Linked DNA regions of Homo sapiens: region 2 is linked to region 1. Evidence: read pairs that join two places in POLR2A ChIA-PET (ENCODE). Cell type or tissue: PC-3. All regions are shown on one strand. Links, peaks and the distances in the headings refer to the core of each region. The heading gives the core; the rest is flanking DNA.

Region 1 (12,769 bases), core at 2,909-10,908:
AGTATTTTTTCAATGTAATGCAAAGAAGCAGTGCTTCACCATAATATGATGCATATTTTTTCAATATAATGAAAAGAAGTAGTGTTTCACCATAATATGATGCATTAGTTATACAAAGGACATTCACATAGCTTATTTCATACATAGGACAGAAAGTACTTGCACACAAAATAAGGAGAAAACCATGTACTAATATTTCTCTGGAGCACTATGTTACTTCACTGGACAAATCCACTGAAAACACATGCACACACACATACACACACAGATGCACAAAGAATCACAAACAAACAAGCACAACTCCACAAAGTTTACCATCTACTTCATCTCGATGTTCTGAAGATGTGCTGGTTGCTGATAGTTCAAAGCTGCATAAATGAAAACAACATGGCAATATGTCCTGAGCAGATAAAATTCTTCTTACTCAAAAAACCCTTGGATGGTTTAAGGTTTGTATATATAAACAAATGACATTTTCAAAGTTAGCTTTCAAAATGCATTAATGCAGCAGCATGTAAATTTTCTGCCTTCAATCACATTTAAAATGACAAGAATGAATGAGAATTATTGGAACTGCAGGAATCAAGTCACAATTTGGAAACTGCATGTTATGTATGCTAAGTAAACTGAACAAGATTGACATCCAAGCAAACATTAATACAATCAGAAAACTCTGCAAGATGAAAGAGCTAAAACAACGGAGGGAAAACAAAAGAAAATGGACAAAAGAATTTTAATACAATTTTGTTTGAAACTGAATGAATAAATCTAGGGAACGAATTACCTATCACTTTAGAATTTTTTGCATAATATGATTACCATAAAATGACAGTCATGGAATACACAAGCTTTGAAATTTGACCCAGTGTCTGGCTAATAAGGCTATTTCTCTCTACCGTGAGAATGTTTGGAAAGATACAACATAGCCAAAAGTAAATGAATAATCCACTCTCTTCCTCACCCCTAAACCTGCTGTCTTCTACCTTCTGCCTAAAATGACCCTCCAGTTGTGCCTGTCCCAGCTACCCTCATCATCATAGTGCACCTAGAAATTCCTTCTCTTCTCTCAAGTCTCTGATCAAGACACATAACTTCTCTCACTGCCCCCATACACACTAATTTCTTTCCCTGCAAACCTATAGCACTTTTCAAAAAGTTAAATAGCCCACTAAAGTGTCTGACTTTTCTGTCCTCCTTACCAGCCTATAGCAGAGGTTTACTCAAAGTTTCTCTGTTCCCAGCAGCTGCCCCTTCCTGTGGCCATCTTCTCTGCCTATCTAAATCCTGACCTTCAGGTTTAGTTCAAAATATCTGTCTCCCAGGAAGCCTTCCATGAACCCCTGGCTTGATTCATATGCCACTCCTCAGTGCTGTGCACATTTCTCTCACAGAATGTAACATGTACTGAAATGATCAATTTTCCTAGAGTCATTAGATTATAGTCATGTTTCTCCATATCCATATCTATAGCATCTAACATAGTATATGGCCTATGGCGTGCTGAGTAAATGACAAGCCGAATGCCTTATTTCTTAGCCAAAATTAATTCATTCTGTTACTATTCTTCTGGGAAGAGGTGGAAAATAGGAAAAAAATTTTAATTCTGAAAGGTTATTCTCTTTGCAATGACAATTGCCTTTTGTTAATCATCTCTATTGTTTTTGCACACAATAATAATAGGAATTATTTTATAACTGAAGCCTCAGAAATCATCTAGAACAAACTGTACAAAAGCACAAAATAATGTGTCAATGACTCAGGGACACTGAAAACTCTATGTGTTCAAAAACAGGCTCAATATTTTTTCTTACACTGCACTTCCATCTTCTTGTATAGTCAATGTATTAGGCCTGTTTTGGAGTGTCTGCCTGTGACAGTTAGTTTTATGTGTCAATTTGGCTAGGCTATGGTTCCCTGCTATTCAAAAACTAACCTAGGTGCTGCCGTGAAGGTATTTTGTAGATGTGATTAGCATCTTCCATCAATTGACTTTAAGTAAAGGAAATTATCCTCAATTTTCTAAGGGGGCCTCAACTAAACAGATGAGAGGCCTGGAGAACAAAACTGAGGTTTCTCTGACAAAACAGAAATTCTACCTCTAGACTGCAGCATCAGCTCCTGCCTGAGAATTTCCAGCCCGTCCTTCTTGATAGCCTGCCCTATGGATTTCAAATTTACCTAGCCAGTCCCCATAATGGCATAAGAGACTTCCTTGTGTTAGATACAAGACATAGATAGATAGATAGATAGATAGATAGATAGATAGATAGATAATAAGTCCTACTCATTCTGTTTCTCTGCTAGAACACTGATTGATACCTTGCCCTACCCATATTTCTTTTTCACGGAAACTATCCTCATTCACAGGTCCAATTGCTTGGACACTAGATCATATGACCATCCCCAGCTCTCTCAGACACTATTGTTTAGACCTAGACCCCAGATGCAAAGGAAGCTATCCATACCCTGGCAGGCAACCTAATTTACTTTGACTTGCTTAAGAAGAATGAAAACAATGAATTTAATTTTTTTCTAGGCATTAAGAATTATAACAAGCAGTATATAGATAAAGGTCAGAGTGACTGAAGACTAAATACACAAAAAAATTCAACTTACAGAAAATAGAGAATCAATGGAAGTATAAAGAAAAGCAGAGACGTCAGGAGGGAGGGAAAGAGGGAGGAAAGAATAAAAAAGAGAAAAAAGAGAAATTTTTGTTAATTTAGTTCCTTGGTCCCTGTATTAGTTCATTCTCATGCTGCTATAAAGAACTGCCTGAGACTGGGTAATTTATAAAGGAAAGAGATTTAACTGACTCACAGTTCCACAAGGCTGGGGAGGTCTCAGGAAATTTACAATCATGGTGGAAGGGGAAGCAAACACATCCTTCTTCACACAGTGGCAGGAGAGAGAAGTGTGGAGCAAAGGGAGAACACCCCTTATAAAACCACCAGATCACATGAGAACTCATTTACTATCATGAGAACAGCATGGAGGAACCACCCCCATGATCTAATCACCTCCCACAAGGTCCCTCCCCCAACACATGGGGATTATAAGTTGGATTACTATTCAAGATGAGATTTTGGGTAGGGACAAAGCCAAACCATATTATTCCACCCCTGGACCCTTCAAAGTCTCATGTCCTCACATTTCAAAACACAATAATGTCTTTCCAATGGTACCCCAAAGTCTTAACTCATTCCAGCATTAACCCAAAGTCTTATCTGAGACAAGGCAAGTGTCTTCCACCTATGAGCATGTAAAATCAAAAGAAAGTTAGTTACTTCCTAGATATAGTTGGGGTACAGGCATTGAGTAAATGTTCCCATTTCTAATGGGAGAAATTAGCCAAAATAAAGGGGCTACAGTCCCATACAAGTCTGAAATCCAGCTGCACAGTCATTAAATCTTAAAGTTCCAAAATGATCTCCTATGTCTCATATCCAGGTCACACTGATGCAAAAGGTGGGCTCCCATGGCCTCGGGCAGCTCTGCCTCTGTGGCTTTGTAGGGACAGTCTCCCTCCAGGCTGCTTTCACAGGCTGCCATTGAGTGTCTGCAGCTTTTCCAGGCACATGGTGCAAGCTGTTGGTGGATCTACCATTCTGGGGTCTGGAGGATAGTGGTCTTCTTCTCACAGATCCACCAGGTGGTGTCCAGTGGGAACTCTGTGTTGGGGGCTCCCACCCCACATTTCCCTTCTGCACTGCCCTAGCAGAGTTTCTCCATGAAGGCTCTGCCCCTGCAGCAAACTTCTTCCTGGACATCCAGGCATTTCTATACATCCTCTGAAATCTGGGTGGAGGTTCCCAAACATTAATTTTTGACTTCTGTGCACCCACAGGCCCAACACCACATGTAAGCCACCAAGGCTGTGGGCTTGCACTCTCTGAAGCAACAGCCCAACATGTTTCTTGGCCCCTTTTAGCCATGGCTGGAGTCGAAGCAGCTGGGACACATGATGCTATGTCCTAAGGCTGCATAGAGCAAGGGGCACTGGGTTTGGCCCAGGAAATCATTTTTCCCTCCCAGGCCTCTTGGCCTGCGATGGGAGCAGCTGCTGCAAAGGTCTCTGACAAACCCTGGAGACATTTTCCCCATTGTCTTGGCAAGTGGCATTTGGCTCCTCATTACTTATGCAAACTTCTGCAGCCAGCTTGAATTTCTCCTCAGAAAATGGGTTTTTCCTTTCTATCTCATGGTCCAGCTGCATGTTTTCCACACTTTTTTTTTTTTTTTTTTTGAGATGGAGTTTTGCTGCGTCACCCAGGCTGCAGTGCAGTGGTGCAATCTCTGCTCACTGCAAGCTCCACCTCCTGGTTCATGCCATTCTCCTGCCTCAGCCTCCTGAGTAGCTGGGACTACAGGGGCCCACCACCACACCTGGCTAATGTTTTGTATTTTTAGTAGAGACGGGGGTTTCACTGTGTTAGCCAGGATGTTCTCGATCTCCTGACCTCATGATCTGCCCGCCTTGGCCTCCCAAAGTGCTGGGATTACAGGCATGAACCGCCGCACCCAGCCAATGTTTTCCAAACTTTTACGTTCTGCCTCCTCTTGAATGCTTTGCCACTTGGATATTTCTTCTGCCAGATACCCTATGTCATCTCTCTCAAGTTCAAAGTTCCACAGAGCTCTAGGGCAGGGGAAAAAATGACACCAGTCTCTTTGCTAAGCATAGCAAGAGTCACCTTTGCTCCAGTTCCCAAGAAGTTCCTCATCTTCATCTGAGGCCACCTCAGCCTGGACTTCATTTTCCACATTCACTAACAGCATTTTGGTCCAACCATTCAAGAAGTCTCTAGGAACTTCCTGACTTTCCCATATTTTCCTGTCTATGGAGCCCTCCAAATCTCTAGGAAGTTCCAAACTTTTCCCACGTTTTCCTGTCTTCTTCTGAGCCCTCCAAACTGTTCCAACCTCTGCCTGTTACCCAGTTCCAAGGTCACTTCCACATTTTGGGGTATCTTTATAGCACCCCACTCCCTCAGGACCAATTTACTGTATTACTCCATTCTCACTCTGCCATAAAGAACTGCCTGGGACTGGGTAATTTACAAAAAAAAAAAAAAAGAGGTTTAATTGACTCACAGTTCTGCATGGCTGGGGAAGCCTCAGGAAATTTGCAATTGTGGCAGAAGGGGAAGCAAACACATCCTTCTTCACATGGTGGCAGGAGAGAGAGGTGCAAAGTGAGGTGGGGAAGCCCCTTATAAAATCATCGGATTTCATGATAACTCACTCACTATCAATGAGAACAGCATGGAGGAACCACCTCCATGATCTACTCAACTCCCATGAGGTCCCTTTTCCAACACGTGGGAATTATAATTTGGATTACAATTCAAGATGAGATTTTGGGTGGGAACACAGTCAAACCCTATCAGTCCCTTATGGCTTTTTGGTTCCACTTCTAATTCTTATTCTTTTCTATAAGGTATTTCAAATAACTCTCTTTTCCTTACAACCAAAATGCTTATGGGCCAAAGTACCCTGGCTCAAAACTATAATATACATCAAGTCTTTTCCAACCCTTTTCATCTTATCAGTCAGCAATTTATATCTCTGCCTATGCTACTTTCCAGATCAAAAATATTCAAAGACTATGTGTTGCCTAAAAATTAAGAGAAAATTTTTTTCATTGTTATTTAAGTTCTTCCATAATATGGCCACTATATGTTTTTTCAAAATTTTGTCTCCGTACATCTCAATTTGCTATTATATTCTTCATTTAAAACTAGGTCCTTTCTACTCTCCAAACACTCCTTATAGTTGTCATCTCTATACTGTTTTTCCCTGCCTATCTTACAAATCTTATCTTCTCATTCCAGTCAATCTCAAATGTCAAATGTTTGTGAGTCCTCACAACAAATGTAATCATTCTTCCCTTGGAAATCCCTTGGCTTTTTTATTTATGATTTTTGGTGCAATAATCACCGTTTCCTAATTTCTCATTATATAATTCTTTTTATCCCACTAAGAATATAAATTCCTTGAAAGCGAGATTGGTACTGTCTCATCTTTACCTCATAGTGTAATGATATGAACACAATAAATACTTTAAAAGTCATCTGTGGATTATCCAAGTGAACAAAACTAGTATGTGACAGGCCAGATGCTAGATCTGTATCATGCACTAAAACTTCACATCTATGCATCAAACTAAATATTGTTGACCTGGGATCTTAAATTATATTTACTTCTCTGGTTTCTAGAATACCTGGATTTAGAAGGATGCAGAAATATCAGCATATCATAAGAAAAATGAAAGAAATTCCTCCTTGTCAGAGAAAAGTCATAGCTACTTACTTTTTCCTCATCCCTTTGCAAACTAAGAAAGAAATGACAATATATTTACATAGCCCTTTGCAATTACAAAACACTCCTTAACATTATTCCCATTTCTTGAATTGTAATAATCCAGTGAAAATACTGAGTTCATTATCATAGTGAAAGGAAAATAAAAACTTGGGACCCCAATTCACTGTGCAAAAAAAAAAAAAAATTAAACTGAAAGCTGGGTCATGTCAGAAGCTGCCTTTTCTTTCATTACTAAGCAGATAGCTGCATATAAAAGGTTAAATATCTCCATAAGTAGCTACTCTATATTCACTTTACCTTAGGTAAAGTGCCAGATTTACCAAGTGCAAGACAAATACATAATTGACTGTTCCCCTGACTGCTCCATTTCTCTTGCAATATGTGGATTCAATAATATGACCATACCCTCTCTCTTTTTTTCTCCAGCCCACTTTTCCTCTTTAAATATTGAAGCCCTCAAAATCATCTTTGGAGAAAGACACAGACCACAGACTGTTTTTGTGATTCTGTGTTTATTTTGTCCAGGCATTGCCCTTAACCTTGGCAAAATAAAATTCTAAATTGATTGAGACATGTCTCAGATATTTTTTGGTTTACATTTCCATTTTCAAGATTCGGTAATTTAGTTTTAGAAAGGCTAAGTGATTTATATAAGGTCATATGGCTAGAAAGTTGAAGAAATAACACAAATCTAGGTCTTCTGATTTCAAATAAAAACTAAATCTCTAGAAATGTGAGACTATATACATAAAAATTTATTAGAAATAATTTGACAGTGAGGCATCTTCAAGAAAGACAGTACATGCAGTCCCAGCTACTTGGAAGGCTGAGGCAGGAGAATGGCGTGAATCCCAGAGGGTGGAGCCTGCAGTGAGCTGAGATCGCGCCACTGCACTCCAGCCTGGGTGACAGCAAGACATCGTCTCAAAAAAAAAAAAGAAAGAAAGAAAAACAGTACAGATTTCCAAAATTTATGACAAACCACCCTCCCTCAAATAAAAAGTAGAATCAGCAAAAATTTCAACCTCTGGAAGAACCTCTACATGGGTAGATTTTCTACTAGATATCATTAATTATCAACATATAAAGCCTTTTCATGGATTGAGGAATTTGCAATGTATTTTTCACTAAAATGCTGATTCTCACTGCAATGTACTGACCACATAAGGTATACTAAAACTCTCCAAAAATAATAAAATGACTTTAGAAATGCTACTATTTTTAACCTGAAATTTTCAGATTAATGAGATGAATCAGTAAAGTAAGATCCCTAAGCATAATGTAAGTACCATGTAGGGGTGAGAGAACTTTTTATCTCTCCTGCAGAGCTTTAATATTTGAGTCTGAGAAATAAACTTGACAGTGGACAGATTAGCAAGAGAAAAGGCATACAAATTTATTATGTGCGTATAAATGAGGGTCTCACAAAGTATAAGAGGCAAAGAAGGGCCGGATGGTTGAAGCTTAAATAGCATTTTGAGCAACAGAAAGAATCAAAGCCTTGAAGACTCCTGGAGGGTGGTGGCAACAGGTTAGGGGAGGGTGCAGGGAAGAACTAGACTGTGAACAAAAAGTGTCTTATTATGCAGATAAGGTCTCTCAGGTAATGGTCCACAGAAAAAGGGGTGAAAAAGTCTATCTGGACATGGTGTCCTGGGCGTGGAGAACTCTAGTCTCCTCTTCAAAAGGAGTTAGTCAGCTAGGCTTAATGTAGATTTAATGGAGGGGGCTCACACCAATCACATTCCTTCTGGAAGAACTTTTCTCAGTAAGATAAGAGAATATCATAGAAAGTCCCTTCCTGTGCTTTGGGAGAAGCAGAGGGTGAGAGACAGGGAGGCAGGAGAATTTCAGAGAGACCTTGGTTCTGAAACTATTTCTTTAGTTCAACATACTCAGCATGTCAGTGCACCATCCTCAGCGGTATCATGTAGAATACCGTACATGTGACTCTGCTGCTTCCATAGATTTACTAAATATTAAGGAAAATGAAAATTTTATGCAAATAGAGAAGAGCCACATAGTTTTAGCTATATATGAAGAGTATTCCTGTTTATTCCAAATTTAAATTTTACACAGTGTCAATAAGTTATGTTCAATCTCATTTCCTTGATATGCTTCCTAGTACAACTTTTCTAACTTATGTATTGGAGATGGCCGAACTGAAGCTGAGAATATCTTTATTCACTAAACAATATGTAGTGAATAAAATTTGTCCACCACTTCAAATGATGTAATAAAACTAGATTGGAAATTAGCATTACTAGCATCTATTGAGTGTCTATGTACCAGGTACAGCCTTAGGTATGTGAGGAGAGCAAAAGTCACCCGGTGACCATTAAACAGGCCACTAGAGACAAAAATTCCTTATCTGAAGAATTTAGAAGGGAGCAAAGACCACCTGGTGACCATCAAACAGGCCATCCAGAAGCAAAACTCCTTATCTGGGAATTTAGAAGGAATTAAACTTCTCTAGTATCTAAAGTCAGCATCTGGTTCCAGGCCACTTTTCAATGTAAATATTATAAGTAACTAGAATTCTTGCACATCTCCAAAATGGCATGCCAAAATTCAGTGTGCAACCCTTGCTGGCATTAAGGCACCAAAATGTCTACAAATGCAATCATTTCTCATGACCTATGTGGCCAATATGGTCAAAATAACCCCTCGGCTCCCGCCTTAAGGTCCATAAATGCTCCTAAGGAATATCTACCATGGCGCACTCACTCCTGTCTCTCTGAGGCACTCCACTGCACCCTTTTACAGTGTTCTTTCTTTCTAAGAAACTTTCCTTTTTCAGACCTATACTTTTGTCAGTAAATTCTTTCTACCAACCTGCAAATGGACCACTTCCTGATGCTGGGGCTCTGACACCTTGCCTGGTAGTAAGTATATTGATATTATCACATTCTCACAACACTGTGTCAAAAGCATTAAACCTATTTCACAAATCAGGAAACTGAGACCCAGAGGAGTTATATAAACATCCAAGATTAACTCAGCTGATACGTAGCAAACTATGGCAGATCTGTAGAGGATCTCATATTTAAATTACAAGTTCAGTGCCCTTTCCACTAAGTACTAGGCCATTCTGTTACAGGTAGTTAGACAGGCATCAGCAAGGCAGCAGAGGGCTCTCCCGCCACCCACTAGGAATATCAGGTGATGGTTCGATAATTATCACACTACCTCTCTAAAGCCAGGGAAAGACAATCTCCTGATGTTTCACAGCTATTAATATTAAAGTGCTAATTGAATGCAGATGCCAGGAAGCAGAAACTTCCTGGGCATGAGCATTAAGAAACAAGATGGTGAAGTATGACCTCTCAGGGACACTCCACCAGAAAAAAGGTAAAAAGCCTCAGATGGGCATATGTACAACTTCCTAAATGCACTGCACACGCTCAATTCCCAAGGGTAAGGTGGGCACTGAGCATGCAGGAAGCCCACCTAAGAGAGGAATCATGGGAAAGAGGTGATCCCCAAACCACCGTGGCACGTGTATACCTATGTAATAAAACGGCACATTCTGTACATGTACCCCAGAACTTAAAGTATAATTTTTAAAAGAAGATAATGTTTTTATAAGATCTTGGCTATTCTGAGAAAATCTATCTCACAATAAAATCAATTTGTTTTGTGTGGAAAAAAAAAAAAAAAGAAAGCCCTAGGATCAAGGTTAAATGCTCTTTTTAACCTTTACATGGTCTCCTCCAAGCGCACCTTTCTTTCTTTCCTATTCTAAAGCCTTTTGAAGTAAATTTCCACCCTTGCTCTGAAGCCTGCCTTGGTCCCTTCTTCTGCTTTATGCCCCTTGGCTGAAGAACGAAAGTTGCTGCAGACATGTATGGATTCTCTGCCAGTAATTCGGGGTAACTGGGATGCATTCCACTGGTAACAGTTCTAGCTGAATGGGCTTTTTTTCTGGCCTTATTCACGAATAGTGGCAAAATGAAAGATTAAAGAATATGAACTAAGGAAATTTGAACTTTGCTTTCATCTCTGCCTCAAAGATGAGGATACAAATTGGCCATGTCTTAGCTGGACAGCTTCCAGAAAGTAACTCAGAAAGGAAGATTTTTTTCTAATCTGTGAAGTGGATTGGAATATCATAAATTACGGTAAACTGGTGGCTTTCCAAGTGAACTCTGAGTGATCTTGAGGGTTTCTAGGAGCAATCTCAAGGGTTCCCAAATATACTTCAACCAGGAAAACATTTTACTATTCTTCCAGACTGGGCTTCTGAACATGAGTCATTTGAATGGAATGTTTCATGAGCAAAGCATCTCTAAAAATCACTAGTACACATTTATTAAGAGCATACAATGTGCCTGAAGCTGGGATATAAATTTTCTTCCTACATCATTTCACCTAAGCTTTAAAACTCTAGTATGCAAGTACTTGTTTCAGAGATAAGGGAACTGTAGCACAGACAGGTAAATTGTCCAAGGCCACACACATTACCATCATGCAGATTGATGTCAATGCCTTCTCCATCACAAAGAGTCTCTAGTGATTTAGAGTTCTTCTTCTCTTCCTGGTATTGAAAGGAAGATGCTCTTACCAACGGAAATTTCCTTTACAGATTTTAATTTTCCTTACAAAAGGATAACCCCCATTCTGTTTTCAGAGCTCCTCCTATATCTGCAATTTCTCAAAATAACCAACTCAAAATAATCCTACACCAAAGAGGCATATTTGGGGTTAGCATATTTTGGTCTCCTACAGTCATAATTTGGGGTCACATATTCTTTTCTGCTACAGGTAAGTAGGCAAGGTTTCTAAGACTTGTTGGCTATTTATCTCCTGTTATACAGAGACTGTTTGGGAAACTTCCCAGCTCTTGTAATGACAACCCACTGAATCCAGAAGCAATAGAGATTCATGATATTTTGGTTTAATGGTGCTCAGGTGACCACCATAGTGGGATTCTCAAAAATTCATGCCTCATTAGGATAAAGTTTAAACTCTTTGCCTCAGAAAAAGTCCTTGCATTTTCCTCATATGAACTTTCCTCTCAGAAAATATTGTTGAACTTGGCTAAAGTCAGTTGATTTTTACTATCACGGCCACCACAATATGTAGCTCCAGGGACCACCATTCACAGAATGGTCAATGCAAGTGACACCACTATGCAGTATCCAGCTTGACCAACAACATGAATTGCAGCTCTGTGCTAGAAGTTTTCTCTATTTTAATGTTTTATATATGATAAATGTAAAAGCTGATCAAGATATGCCTTTGTTTTGCATCTACTTGTTGACCTAAAGGAAAAATCAAAGGCAAAATTAATATAAGTAGAGAGTTTATTTGGACCAAGTTTAAGAACTGCAACCTGAAGCACAAGTAGCCCTGAATATGTGCTCCAATTAGCAGCAGTTACAAGTGGGGTTTTAAAGGAAAAAAAATGAGAGGCAGGTCCCTTGTCATTTACCAATAATTTACATTAAAATAATATAATCTATTAATAGGCTATACACTGCTCTCTGTATCACAAAGTCCAGGAACGTGAAGATAATGGGTGAGGTAGCTAGTCAGGGAACTACAGGGAAGAAAAGAAAGAAAAATAATGTCTTAAACAATTGCCCCTTGGCATGGATGCAGGGGTGTGACTGAAGTCCCATACTCATCTCTCTCTGGGATTAATAAATTTTGGATACCCCACATAGCTCAAACTGCTCTGAGCTATTTTTCTTTTCCATACTTCATAATTTGCTTAGCAAAAACTCATTACCTAACAAAGTTACTAACTGTTGAACCCATTATTTTTACAACTTCTCTATGTTTATTAATCTCTAGTGCTAAAATTGCAATAACAGCAAAAATATGGAACCTCATAGACCAGTGTAAATACCCAGATCTTCAAGACATAAATCTAACTCTGAAAGTGGTATTGAATTTTGATTTCTTATTACATAAGCAATAAAAATATAAAACATCTCTATGCCAGTATAATTCTACCTACTTTTAAACACTGGTAATATTTCTGGAACTGATCTTCTTGCTTTTATTATCATTTTGAAGAAACTTAGCTTTATTTCATTTTCTTTTTGACATTAGTCCAAATCAACAACATAATCAATCTTAGGATAATATCATGCTACATTCAAAACATGACCTAACTTCAAAGCTAAAATCCAAGCAAGACTTTTTTCTTTCTTTTTTTTTTTTTTTTTTTTGTGACAGAATCTCACTCTGTCACCTAGGCTGGAGTGCAGTGGCACAATCTCAGCTCACTGCAACCTCTGCCTCCCAGGTTCAAGCAATTCTCCTGCCTCAGACTCCTGTGTAGCTGGGATTATAGGTGGGCGCCACCACGCCCAGCTAATTTTCGTATTTTTAGTAGAGACAGAGTTTCACCATGTTGGCCAGGCTGGTCTTGAACTCCTGACCTCAAGTGGTCCACCTGCCTTGGCCTCCCAAAGTGCTGGGATTACAGGCATGC
Region 2 (12,769 bases), core at 2,361-10,360, 75 kb after region 1:
CTTAATCACAACTTTGAAGTCCCTTGTAGGATAACATATTCATGGGGTTCATGGATTAGGATGTAGGCAACATTGGGAGACCATTAATCGGACTACGATAACACTTTACACCCCTCACTTCACAAATTTCATAATGTTACTCATTACAAGAGTATACTTTCATTTACCCATATACTCAATTTTTGTGTAATTATTGTTATAACCTTTACTTCTATATGTATTACAAACATTATTTATGGTATTATTATTTTTCTTTAAATAGGCAATTGTTTTTCAAGTACATTATAAGAACACATATTCTTTTATATTTATCCACCTGCTTAACGTCTAGTTCTTTATTCTTTCATTGAGGTCTGAATTTCAAGACATTTCCCTTTAGCTTGTAGTACATCCTTTAGCAAATAAAACTTTTTTCAATAGACGGATAATGCATTAGATGAAATATAACCCTCATAGAATGAACCTTTTTTATGAGATAGGCCATAGGTTATCCAACAATCACCCTGGTAGTTATAGATACAGGTCACATAGAAAATTCCTATAAGCCTTTCTATCGTTTTGCAGAACATTTTGTTAAAGCACTGTCAACTTAACATTTTTCATATATTTTTTGCTATTACATAAAAAGCAGTATATTTGGAAGCAAGGGTTTTATTTTCCTGTTTTCAAGATATTATGTTGCAGGTGGTAGAAAATCAGTCAGAAAAAGAAAACAGGGAAGGTGGAAAACAGATATAAGGCATGCATGCAGAGCACTCAGCTTGGGCTGATGGCTATCTTTTTTTACCCATTGGTCCAATTTTTCTGGCTTTTCTGTGTGTGTTGCTGGGTTATAATTGCATATATTGTGCAATCAACATAAAACCAACTGGCTGAACAGGTTGTTCTTCACTAGCCAAAAAAAAAAAAAAGGTTCATGTGATTAGAATTAAAATTTCTAATTAAGAATGGTTTTTAGACTTCTAATTTGAAAGGCTTATCTTATTCACTAAAGGTCTTTATGAAGATTAAGAGATCTAAGACAATTTAGCTTGTCTTCATTGCAAAAGCAGGCATAAATATTGTAAGTATCAAAGAATAGCTAACCACCACCAGGTAAAGTTAATTCTCACTAATTCTGTATCTTTAGGCTATGTAATGATCAAAAGGAGATGTTAACCAGATATAATTTTGTTTGTGTTGCCTCTAATGTCCTATGTCCCCACATTTTACAGAGGAGTGAAAACTATGTGAAAAAATATTTTTTCTCACCAAATTTCATGGTAAGGTATATCATAATTGCTATTTCCCTGGTAGATGAAAACCTATCCAGTAAAAAACACATTTTGGAAATGCAAATGACACAACAATTTGACAGATGGTTACTAAGAACAAGGACAGTTGGTGACATGGGCTAGTTTTAAAGCTGATAAAAGGGAAGCAGTTTGGAGTAGTAGTACTTTTTTTTTTTCAACTTTTATTTTAGATTCCAGGGTATGTGTGCAGGTTTCTTACAAAGGTGCATTGTGTGATGCTGAGGTTTGGAGTAAGATTTAACTCATCATCCAGAAAGTGAGCATAGTATCCAACAGGCAGTTTTTCAGCCCTTGCACCCCACCATCCCTTCCCACTCTAGGAGTCCCCAGTGTCTATTGTTATCATCTTTATGTCCATGTATACCCAATGTTTAGCTCCCACTTTTAAGTGAAAACATGCAATGCTTGGTTTCCTGTTTCTGTGTTAGTTTGCTTAGGTTAATGGCCTCCAGCTGCATTCATGTTGCTACAAAGGACATGATTTTGTCCTTTTTTATGGCTGCATAGTATTCCATGGTGTATAACGGAGTAGTAGTTCTTAAAGAAGACTAGCATATCGGAAACTCTAAGGCTTTTTTTTTTTAGAAACAGAATCTCACTATGTTACCCAGGATAGTCTTCAACACCTGGCTTCAAGAAATCCTCCTAGACTGCAGGATTACAGGCCTGAAACACTGCACCCAGCCCCCAGCCAACCTGAGACCATATATGTTTTATGTTTATTCCTTCTGCTACCCTTCTTCCTTTTTCTATTAATAGCTCCAACAGAGCTAACATTCCTGGGACAATGAGCATTTACAAAGTTTTTTAAAGCATGCATCAGAAACACCTGAAAGACTTGTTAAAACAGATTGCCTGACCCCACCTTCAGAATTTCTTATTCAGTAGGCTTGGGGTGGGGTCTAAGAATTTGCATGTCTTACAGACTGACAAGTGGTACTGATTCTGCTGGTCCAAGGACCACACTTTGAGAATCATTAACTTTAAAAAACTAGGGATACAAAAGAGTAGTGATTTCAACCAACTTAGAGAGTCTTGACATATGACAGAAAAGAGTATACTAACTGATGTGAAATCAATCTAGCAGAAAAAACCGGGAACAGAAAAGAGTCATGGTGGGAGATATTTTCACACAAAAGAGAAGTGTTCCTGAAAGGAGAACTTAGTAAAAAGGTACTTGATTTCTGCCAGAGGCAAATGAAAGTGCAGTATCAGATTCAACTGTCTATAGGCAGAATAGTTCTAATCTGAAGAAGACAGCTAGAAATAGAGAGTATTCCCTTGGGCAGAAGTGAAAGTTCTCCAACATAACCAGGGTACAGTAAATCTGAAAGGGTACAGTAAAAACCTGATCATTGTATAATCATCATATATGATCATTATATGCCCTAATTCCCTTATAGAGCAATGAAAGTCACCACGGGGGAGCATTTTGCTTTGGATGACTAGGAAGACACCAGAAAAGATGAAGACTCATAGCAACACCCTAAACGAGGTAACTGATTAGGATTCAGGGATTGCAAAGTTGGCAGAAAAAAAAAAAAGAAAAAGAAAAAGAAAGAAGGAAAAAAACTACTAGACAGAAGTTAATGTGAGGTGGCTGCCAAACAGGGGCTAGGTTAGACAAAGTAGACTTCCTGCCTTTCACTAACATTTAGAGTATGAGTCTCAGGACCATGAGCTTCTGCTGTTCAAATTTCAGCATTCTTGCATTGATAGATTTTAGGGAAAAAGACAATGAAGGATGAAAACCATCTGAAGTCCTGACCCAGCCCCTGCCAAATCTGTCACTAGTTACAAAAATAGAAAGTGCTAATATTGAGAATCTACAAGGAACTTAAACAAATTTACAAGAAAAAAACAAACCCATCAAAAAGTGGGCAAAGGATATGGACAGACACTTCTCGAAAGACAAGCGTATACCATGACAAGCATATACCTATGTAACAAACCTGCACGTTCTGCACATGTATCCCAGAACTTAAAGTATAATTAAAAAATAAAATAAAATAAATAAAAAAGAAAAATAGATTGGTGAATTGCACATATAGTCTAACATACACTTCTAACAATTGTATATTACAAGGGTCTCCAATTTGGAGCTGGGTGATGTCAAGAAGAACTACAGAGCCAGATGGGCCACTGTAGGCTTCTCACCAAGTTGGCCCCTGTATCATTTTATTGATACAATCATCAAAGTTACCCACACTTAGAAGGGCATTTTTCCTCAGTTTTTAAGTGGTAGCTATGTCAAAAGCATGTGCAAAAATAGGTGCTCAAATTTGTAGTAGTGTCAGCACCAGCAGCAAAACAACACCTGCCATACAGCTTTGGAAAGCATCCAACATCTAAAAGAAAAATATCTGTGCCTTTATTTCATGGAGATTCATTTGAAGATAGTCAAGGTCCAGGACCTTGCACTGGGAGATGGTAATACCTTTCCACATGCATTGGGAGATGGTAATACCTGGAAAAAAATGACAGTATGTGGTACATTACAAGCTGGAATGTGTAGTCCTCACAAATAAAGATGGTACATGGAGGCAAAGATGGAAACCATCTGGTAGCAATGAAAACTGGAAATTGTGGCGTTCTGTGCATCTCATCTGTCCAGATAGCAGAGATAGAATGTTATCTTATTTTTGCCCAGTAAATCTAAAACAAACGAAAGACTATTGGATCCTGAGCTAGGAGATAGCGCATTTATCTCCCTTCCAGCTGTAGAATCAGAAGGGAATTAATTCATCCAAGTAAACAGAAGGGGACTCAAGGCAAATCCTTGGCACTCTGTCTCCAAAAATCCTCTTGGTTGGCTAATTCTCAGGCTCAATAGATTTGTTTTTATTTGAGAATGAGTAAAACAAAAACATACCAAGTGATTCAGACACAGGGAAGAGACCCAAAAGAAGAAATGTACATCGAATACTTTAGAAAACTATTTGGCAAACTTAATAGCATCCTTGAAACAAGACCAGAAAACCCAGAGAGAGAGAAGAAAGTGAAAATAAAGCAGCACAGGACAAGGGTGAGATGCAAGATCATAAAGTAGTAGATGAGACTCTTTCCTTAAGTAAATTTTATTGCTACTTCATTATCTTTTTTCCAATATGTGTAAAATATGTAAGAAATATAAATAAAATACTATTTCTGATATCAATCCATCAAAGAGTTGAGTCAGAGCTGAGGTTTTTCTCTACATTTTCTGTGCAAACTTTCTTTTCTTCTTTCTCAATTGTTTGGTGAAATATCTATCTATATTTCTCTTTAAACAAAGATGCTGAATAGAGAAAGTTCAGAGAGAATGAGATATTTTTCAAGCTCCTTGTTCTGCCCATTTTAAAACAGTATAAAATCACTCTGCTGCTCTTAGAGAAATGGCAATGAGCAGGGCTTGGAAAGGCTTGCCAACCACACGCTCCTCCACATAGGTCTGCATTTGCTCCTCTGCTGCTGCCCGTGGTAGGTGTAAATCTTAGCAAAATTAATAGACCTTACTGGTGATTATGAGCCTTCACCACTACTGATCATATAACTCTTCTGTTTTTTTCCATTTTCCCTTGCCTTAGGGACTTGAAAGTTTTCTGTGTATAAGTAGGTGGAGGCAGAGGAGGGTTAATATGAACCAATTCAAACAGTGGCCATAACACTTCTCACTCAACCTTACACTCCATATCAGATGCTCTGGATTCCTTGTCAGCTCCATCATCAACAAACATGTGATACCTGAGCACTTACCACCAAGCTACAACCTTAGTCAACAGCTATATAACTGGTCTACCTGCCTTCATCTTTGTCCTGCTAAGTCTGTTCTCACAGAGCAGTTAAATTGATGTTTTAAAAACTGAGCTCACTAAATCTCTCCTCTGCTTAAACCCTTTAATGCTTCCCAACTCACTTCAAGTAAAAGCCCAGGGCCTCTGTACTTGCTGTTTACTCTAGCAGGAATATTCTTGCCCCAGGTTTAACCTTGACTCACTCCCTCAACTCCTTCAGGTCTTTCCTCAATTTCTAAGTGAGGCTTCCCCTAACCCCCATTTTAAAATGATAAACTTTCCCACATATACTCCTGTTTTCTTCCTGTCTTTACTTTTTCCATAGTACTTATTACATCCTTTATAAATGTTAAACCACAGTGAAGAACTAAGGCAAGAATCTGAATCAGTCAAGGTGTATTGAGACAGAGCTTCTGTGGCCTGTGCTCTCTGAAGAGGTTTTCAGGAGGCTCCATATTTAAACATTTCTTTAAGGAGGAGAAGGCTTGTGAGAAGAGAGGGTTAAGCAGTGAGGCAAATGGCTACATTTTTGTGAGACTTTAATTAGTACCCAGCAAATCTACCTTTTACATGAAGTAAGGTAAACATTCCAAGAAAATGGGAGTAAAAGAAGAGTAAATTATGCAGATGTCTCAAGGCAGATGAAGGAACCATTTATCTCATCTTGTCTTTGTTCTGCACCTGGGAAGATAAGCTTGTAATATACATTATCAGTGTGAAATCTAAAAGACTTTCGTTTTAGGAGCTAGACTTCAATGGCAAAGCTAAAGATAAAATTGACATTTCCTTGTTTTAGAGGAGAATATATATTTTGAAAGGTTTTGAGGCCAGAAAAGGATTTACTTATGAACAGTTTGTGAGGGCAGTCATCTGAGATGTATAAGGCTTTCTACCCTTCTGTGGAGGTCTGACCAATGTGTAATGCTTTGACATAAGGTTAGGAAGTAACAGATGTCCATTTGGGAAAAGGATGGCAGTGTTGTAAGACTCATTCTCCAGGCTTAACTTTCCTTTTGGCATAACAAGTTTGATGGTCCTGAGAAATTGTTTGTTGTTGTTGTTGTTGTTGTTGTTGTTCTTTCACAAAATATGCATTTCTTTTGGTCTATCTCCTCTCACTGGAATGAAAGTTTCACGAGGGCAAGGATTTTTCTGTCTTGTTTATTGCTATGTCCCTAGCACTGAAAACAGTTCTCATAATAGATGCTTCATAAATATTTATTGAAAAAATAGTTCCAAGATAGTCTTCATTTTACTATTCTGTGTTTTTTTAATTTTTGCACACTGGGCACGAACTGCTTATATAATCAAAAATATTAAAATAAGCATAAGGAAAGTCATACACAACACATAACTATATATAACTTTCTCCAAAGACATTACAAATAAAATAGGAAATTCTGGGAAAATATTGCAGGTCCAGAAAATTTAAATATTTCCAGGTTGAGTACCTTAATTATTCACTTATTAACTTGAAATATATTAGTGATTTCTCCCTCTTGTCTATGAAGCTCTTTCTTCTCAGATATATATTTTGACAAATATAAATTTCAAAAAATAATGTCATGGTTAGAAAGGAAGTATAAAAAATTGTTATTTTATTTGGAAAAATGGAACAGGATAAGAAATATACTACTAGCAAGCCAGTGGCCCACCTTTAAGCCTCCAATATTTTTTATGGATTTAAGAAGCTACAAATAACATCAATTTTATAGTAGCAATAACCAACAAAGTAAAAGAGCTTCAAATGAAAACAGCAGAAAATTCAATTGGTTCCCTTGGTATTTGATCTAAAGTAAGATAACTTTGTTGACAGTAGAAGGTTTTTAATTTGTCTTTTCACCCACCCACTTGTCTTTCTTTAGCAAAGATGACCCAGGGGCTGAGGTTGCCCTTAAAACTTAATTCATTTGGTTTTTCCTGGCCATCAGTCACACATGCATGTGGGAAAAGAAGCAAAAGAACATTGAGTTTTCATATAAAGCAAAACAGAAAAATTGATTTTCTTTTTCAATTATGCAACTCATTGAGGAACTGATTACCTGGTGTGAGTTTGGGCAAATGTATTCCTTAACTGATGATCAGTGTATTAAAATCCTCCAGTGGGAACATACTGCCTCTCCTCTTGGTTCTAGCTGCTACACTATATGTTGTACAACTTGCCATTCATTGCCAGTTGCTCCTCTCAGAGAAGCCCCTGTCCCTGAAGTTCACTCCCCTTCATCTGACCGCAGATGTCACTTCTGTTTTAATGGATCTGCTCTCCTGACTCATCCTGCTGGTGACTAGTATGTGGGTATTTGCTCATGTTGGAATTTCTTTCATGTGGTTTGATAAATATCAACTCTCTGATTTGCCTGATTCATAAACTAACTGCAAAATAAGACCAAAAATATTTAAGCATTATCCTCTTTTGAGTGTGAGCTGTAATCAGTGACTGAGAGTATAGAAAAGAGAGGTAAAGAGAGTAACTTTACAGTGGCTAAATCTAGAAAACACTGTCTTGGCCAGGGATTCAAAATTTATATCATCAGTCATTACTCCTGTAGATAGCATGTACCATGAAATGATGTGATGAGAATGGCATATCACTTCTGTGGTATTCTTCCCCAAAATTCAGAATCTGTCTAACTGTGAGAAAAACATTAAACAAAACCAGACTGAACATTTTACAAAATACCTGGCCATCTCAAAACTGTAAATAGGCCAGGCATGGTGGCTCATGCCTGTAATCCTAGCACTTTAGGAGGCCAAGATGGGCGGATCACCTGAAGTCAGGAGGTCAAGACCAGCCTGGCCAACGTGGCGAAATGCTGTCTCTACTAAAAATACAAAAATAAGCCAGGTATGGTGGTGTATGGCTGTAATCCCAGCTACCCAGGAGGCTGAGGCAGCAGAATCACTTGATCCCCAGAGGCAGAGCTTGCAGTAAGCCAAGATTGTGCCACTGCACTCTATCCAGCCTGGATGACAGAGTGGGACTCCATCTAAAAAAAAAAAGAAAACAGTAAATAATAAAGAACAAGAAACAAAACTGTTCTAGACCAATCGATGACTAAATTGATCCTGGAACAGAAAACAAGCATTAGGGGAAAAAATAGTGAAATCTGAATAAAGCCTGGAATTTAGTTAATAATTATATATCAATGTTTGTTTCTTAGTTGTGACAAAATTACCATGGTAATGTAAGATATTAAGAACAGGGGAATCTGTGTCAGCAGTATTCCAGAATACTGTATACTACCTTTTCAAATCTTCTGTTCAATCTAAAAGTGAGGGAAAAGAAAGGAACCAGTTAGGCAGATAGCTAGGACAAGTCCTCGGTAGAATTCCTTTTTCACTAACAAAAGAACAGCCTGAAAGATCAGACTTCAAGCATAGATAAGGAGGCAAGGTCCACCATAAAGATGCCTTCTGTGTAACTAGCAAGGGTCACATATACACAGTGGGCTTCAGTGAGCACATTTGTTTCCTTTTTTGGACATACTCAGATAAGGGAGTTTGCACAGGGGAAGGGGGAGGGGGAGTTGCTTGAAACATGTATAAGAGGAGTAACACAGAACCCAGCAATGGGGAATTCTGCCCCCTTACATACATTCACTAAGGTAAATTAAACAACATGGGGTAACTTAGGCTAAGCGTTCACATGTGCACTAAAAGGACAGGGAGGAGCTGTCAGGAATTCACACTTCATGCAAATGAAACACCTACCCCCAACCAGTTTTTACAGCCTTATATAAATGAAATATCTTGCCCTAGTAGCCTCTTTATAAGAGACTTAGTATTTGACTATAAAATGGCAACCCTCTTTTGGGCCACCCCTCCACGATGGAGAGCTTTCTTCTTTCGCTTATTAAACTTTTACTCCAACCTCATCCTTTCTGTCTATGCACCTTAATTTTCTTGGTCATGAGACAAAGAACTCTGGGTGATACCTCATGAGAGACTACTACGTTGTGGTGCATTGGTGAGACTGCAACAAACGTATTCAGAAATTTTAAAAATAGTCAAACAGATAAAAATCATAATATTTCTTTTATTGCTGATAAAGCATAGTTTGCATGACACAGCTTAGGTACAGGGTAACAATAGAGTTTTGAATTACAAAACAAGAAATAGGCAGGCTCACCTGAGTATAAGCAGCATGGAACACTACAGTCTTGCCCAGGTGGGGCCTGACTCTTTAAACAGCTTGCAGGGGCAGATCAGAACGGGTGCTTTCTACAGGTAGCCAGCTCCAAAGAGCGAAGGGGCTGAACTATATATTCCTGGTTTCTCTCCCAAACTCATCAATGGTAAGTCACACTTCGGTTTCTGGAGAAGAGTGAGAGGACAGAGATAAACCCAGAATTTAAAGCTAATGGAATTGCCTGAAATAAAGCAGCCATGGGGAAGAAGTGTTCTCTCCTGACATTTCCCCAGTTTTTTATCTCTTAGCCATTTCAGCTTAATGATTCAGATGACAATCAATGTAAGGTGTGGTTATTTCCTTTAGAGGAAGAGATCAGCAGTTTCTACCAATGGTCCTCCTCCCACCTTCATGAGGCTACTGCACCATGCAAACTTCTTCTCTTGTGGGAATCCACCTGAGCCCCTTGATAGGCAGTGTTAATTTTGCCCTGAAAATGCACTCAAATGCTCCTGAGCAACTCCTCAATTAACATAATTCTCAGGCCACTCACTCCAAGACCGAAAATTTTCTCCTTATTCTATTTCTCATCCATATTATGTCCAGTAACATTTCCCACAAAAGCCTACCAGAAGGACTTCCAGTTTTACCTCCAACATGTAAGGAGCTTGGAAGTCATCACACCCATCTTTACAACAAGAAAAAGCTAAATAAACTGAAAGTCAAAGACTTTTTTTGGACCAATAAGAGAACTGAGGTCACAGGGAAAATCATCACCCTCAAATCTGGAAAGACAGGTGAATCCAGAGATTCACAGACAAGAGATGCATTATTAATATTTAATCAAAATATTAATCAACATTAACAGGGAAGACAAATACAAGGACATTAGAGGAATCTGAAGCCTCTAACACCTATAATATTATACCTATAACTACAGCAAAAACTAAACACACTGCCACTTTTAGTCAGATTAACACAGAACCTCACACCAACAGCCTTTTTAACCTCAGTTTGTATTATTCAAGATATCATATCTGGCTTTCAACAAAAAAATTCCAAGTCATGCTAAAAGGCAGGAAAAACACAGTCTAAACAGAAAGCAACCAGCAGCACCAGATTCAGATATAACACAGATGTTCTAATGATCAGGAAGGGAATTTAAAATAACTACGATTAATATGTGAAGGGTTCTGATGGCAAAAATAGACTACATACAAGAACAAATGAGTAGTATAAGCATAGAGATGGACACCCTAGAAAGATTCAAAAGGAAATACTAGAAATCAAAAACACTGAAGAATATCTTTGAGAGGTTCATCAGGACATGAGACAGGGCCAGGGAAATAATCAGTGAGCTTAAAGATAAATCAATTAAAACTTCCCAAGCTGAAGTACAAAGAGAGAAAAGAATGAAAAAATTAAAACCCAGAACAAAGCAACCAAGAGCTGTGAGATAATTTCAAAAGTTGTAACATAGGTGTAAATAGAATACCACGAGAAGAAAGACAGAATAGAGCAAAAAAATATTGCAAGTAATAATGGCTGAGAGTTTTCCAAAATTATTCACAGACAACATACCACAGATCCAGGAAACTCAGAGAAGACCAAGAAAGATAAGAATCAAAAAATCCACACCTAGACATTTCATATTCAAACTGCAGGAAACCAAAGACAAAGAAAAAATCTTGAAAGAAATCAGAAAAAAATCACCTTACCTATCTTTAGAAGAATACAGATAAGAATTATAGTAAACTTCTCATCAGAAAAAAATACACAAGCAAGATGAGAGCAGATTGTAATACTCAATGTGTTGAAAGGAACATAATCTAGAATTCTATATCCAGTCAAATTATCCTTCAAAAGCAAGGGAGAAATAAAGACTTTCACAGAGAAGGAAAAACTGAGGGAACTCCCTAATAGCAGATTTGAATGACAATAAATGTTTTATTTTAAAAGTGTGTCATAGAAAAAAAGTGAAAAATGACATGGATCAGAGACTTGGGTCTGCATAAAGCAAGAACATTAGAGAAAGAATAAATGAAAGTAAAATAAAAGTTTTTAGTTTTTTATTCTTAATTGATCTAAAAGGTAACTACTTAATGGATAAGACAGACAGCATATTGGGTGAGTACAGCGTATGAATAAGTGAAGTGAAAGACAGCAATGTCATGAGACAGGAAGCAGGAATTGGGAATATTCTAAGATACTTGTGGTACATGTGATATAGAATAATGTTATTTAAAGGTAGAGTTAAATTAGTTAAAAATGTATACTGGAAACTCCAGTGCTACCGCTAAAAGCATTTTTTAAAGTAATATAACTGACATGTTAAGAGAAGAGATAAAGAGAAAGCATATTGGCTGGGAGCGGTGGCTCACGCCTGTAATCCCAGCACTTTGGGAGGTCAAGGTGGGCAGATCACGAGGTCAAGTTGGTAGGACTGTAAACTAGTTCAACCCTTGTGGAAGTCAGTGTGGCGATTCCTCAGGGATCTAGAACTAGAAATACCATTTGACCCAGCCATCCCATTACTGGGTAAATACCCAAAGGACTATAAATCATGCTGCTATAAAGACACATGCACACGTATGTTTATTGCAGCACTATTCACAATAGCAAAGACTTGGAACCAATCCAAATGTCCAACAACGATAGACTGGATTAAGAAAATGTGGCACATATACACCATGGAATACCATGCAGCCATAAAAAATGATGAGTTCACGTCCTTTGTAGGGACATGGATGAAACTGGAAATCATCATTCTCAGCAAACTATCGCAAGGACAAAAAACCAAACACCGCATGTTCTCACTCATAGGTGGGAATTGAACAATGAGAACACATGGACACAGGAAGGGGAACATCACACTCTGGGGACTGTTGTGGGGTGGGGGGAGGGGGGAGGGATAGCATTAGGAGATATACCTAATGCTAAATGACAAGTTAATGGGTGCAGCACACCAACATGGCACATATGTATACATGTATACATATGTATACATGTATACATATGTAACAAACCTGCACATTGTGCACATGTACCCTAAAACTTAAAGTCTAATAATAATAATAAAGAGATGGAGACCATCCTGGCCAACATGGTGAAACCCTGTCTCTACTAAAAATACAAAAATTAGCCAGGCATGGTGGTGCACGCCTGTAGTCCCAGCTACTCGGGAGGCTGAGGCAGGAGAATTGCTTGAACCAAGGAGTCAGAGGTTGCAGTGAGCCGAGATCATGCCTTTGCACCCCAACTTGGGCAACAAGTGTGAAACTCCATCTCAGAAAAAAAAAAAAAGAAAGAAAACATTAATTAAAACCAAAGAAGGCAGACAAGGTGGAAAAGGGAAGAAACAAAGACCAAATGCAATGAATAAAAAAGTTACAAACAAGGTGGGTATTAGTCCAACTACGTCAAAGTTACTTTTAATGGGATTAGTCTAATACACCAATTAAAGGAGATTGTCAAAATGATTTTTTTAATAAGACCCAAATAACTGTTGTCTATAAGGAACCCACCTTAAATATAAAGACTCAGATAGGCTAAGAGTAGAGGGATAGAGAAAG

What was found. ChIA-PET counts read pairs that join two places held together with the same protein. Peaks named below come from ENCODE experiments on the same cell type or tissue, not always from the same donor. Only the 100,000 strongest peaks of a DNase experiment are listed, where the experiment ranks them.
Region 2: POLR2A ChIA-PET joins it to region 1 with 5 read pairs; 2 of 35 experiments call an interaction of 5 or more read pairs at or near these places.

What each region holds. Positions count from the first base shown.
Region 1 is chr12:33,251,115-33,263,883 of GRCh38, reverse strand. No RefSeq gene overlaps it. Among named protein-coding and RNA genes, the nearest start is that of SYT10, 180 kb to the left of the region's middle. In PC-3, for the core only: no CTCF peak of the experiment used is centred there; no DNase peak of the experiment used is centred there.
Region 2 is chr12:33,175,689-33,188,457 of GRCh38, reverse strand. No RefSeq gene overlaps it. Among named protein-coding and RNA genes, the nearest start is that of SYT10, 260 kb to the left of the region's middle. RefSeq lists an enhancer at 7,018-8,217. In PC-3, for the core only: no CTCF peak of the experiment used is centred there; a DNase peak (open chromatin) is centred at 7,317; H3K27ac peaks cover 345 bases.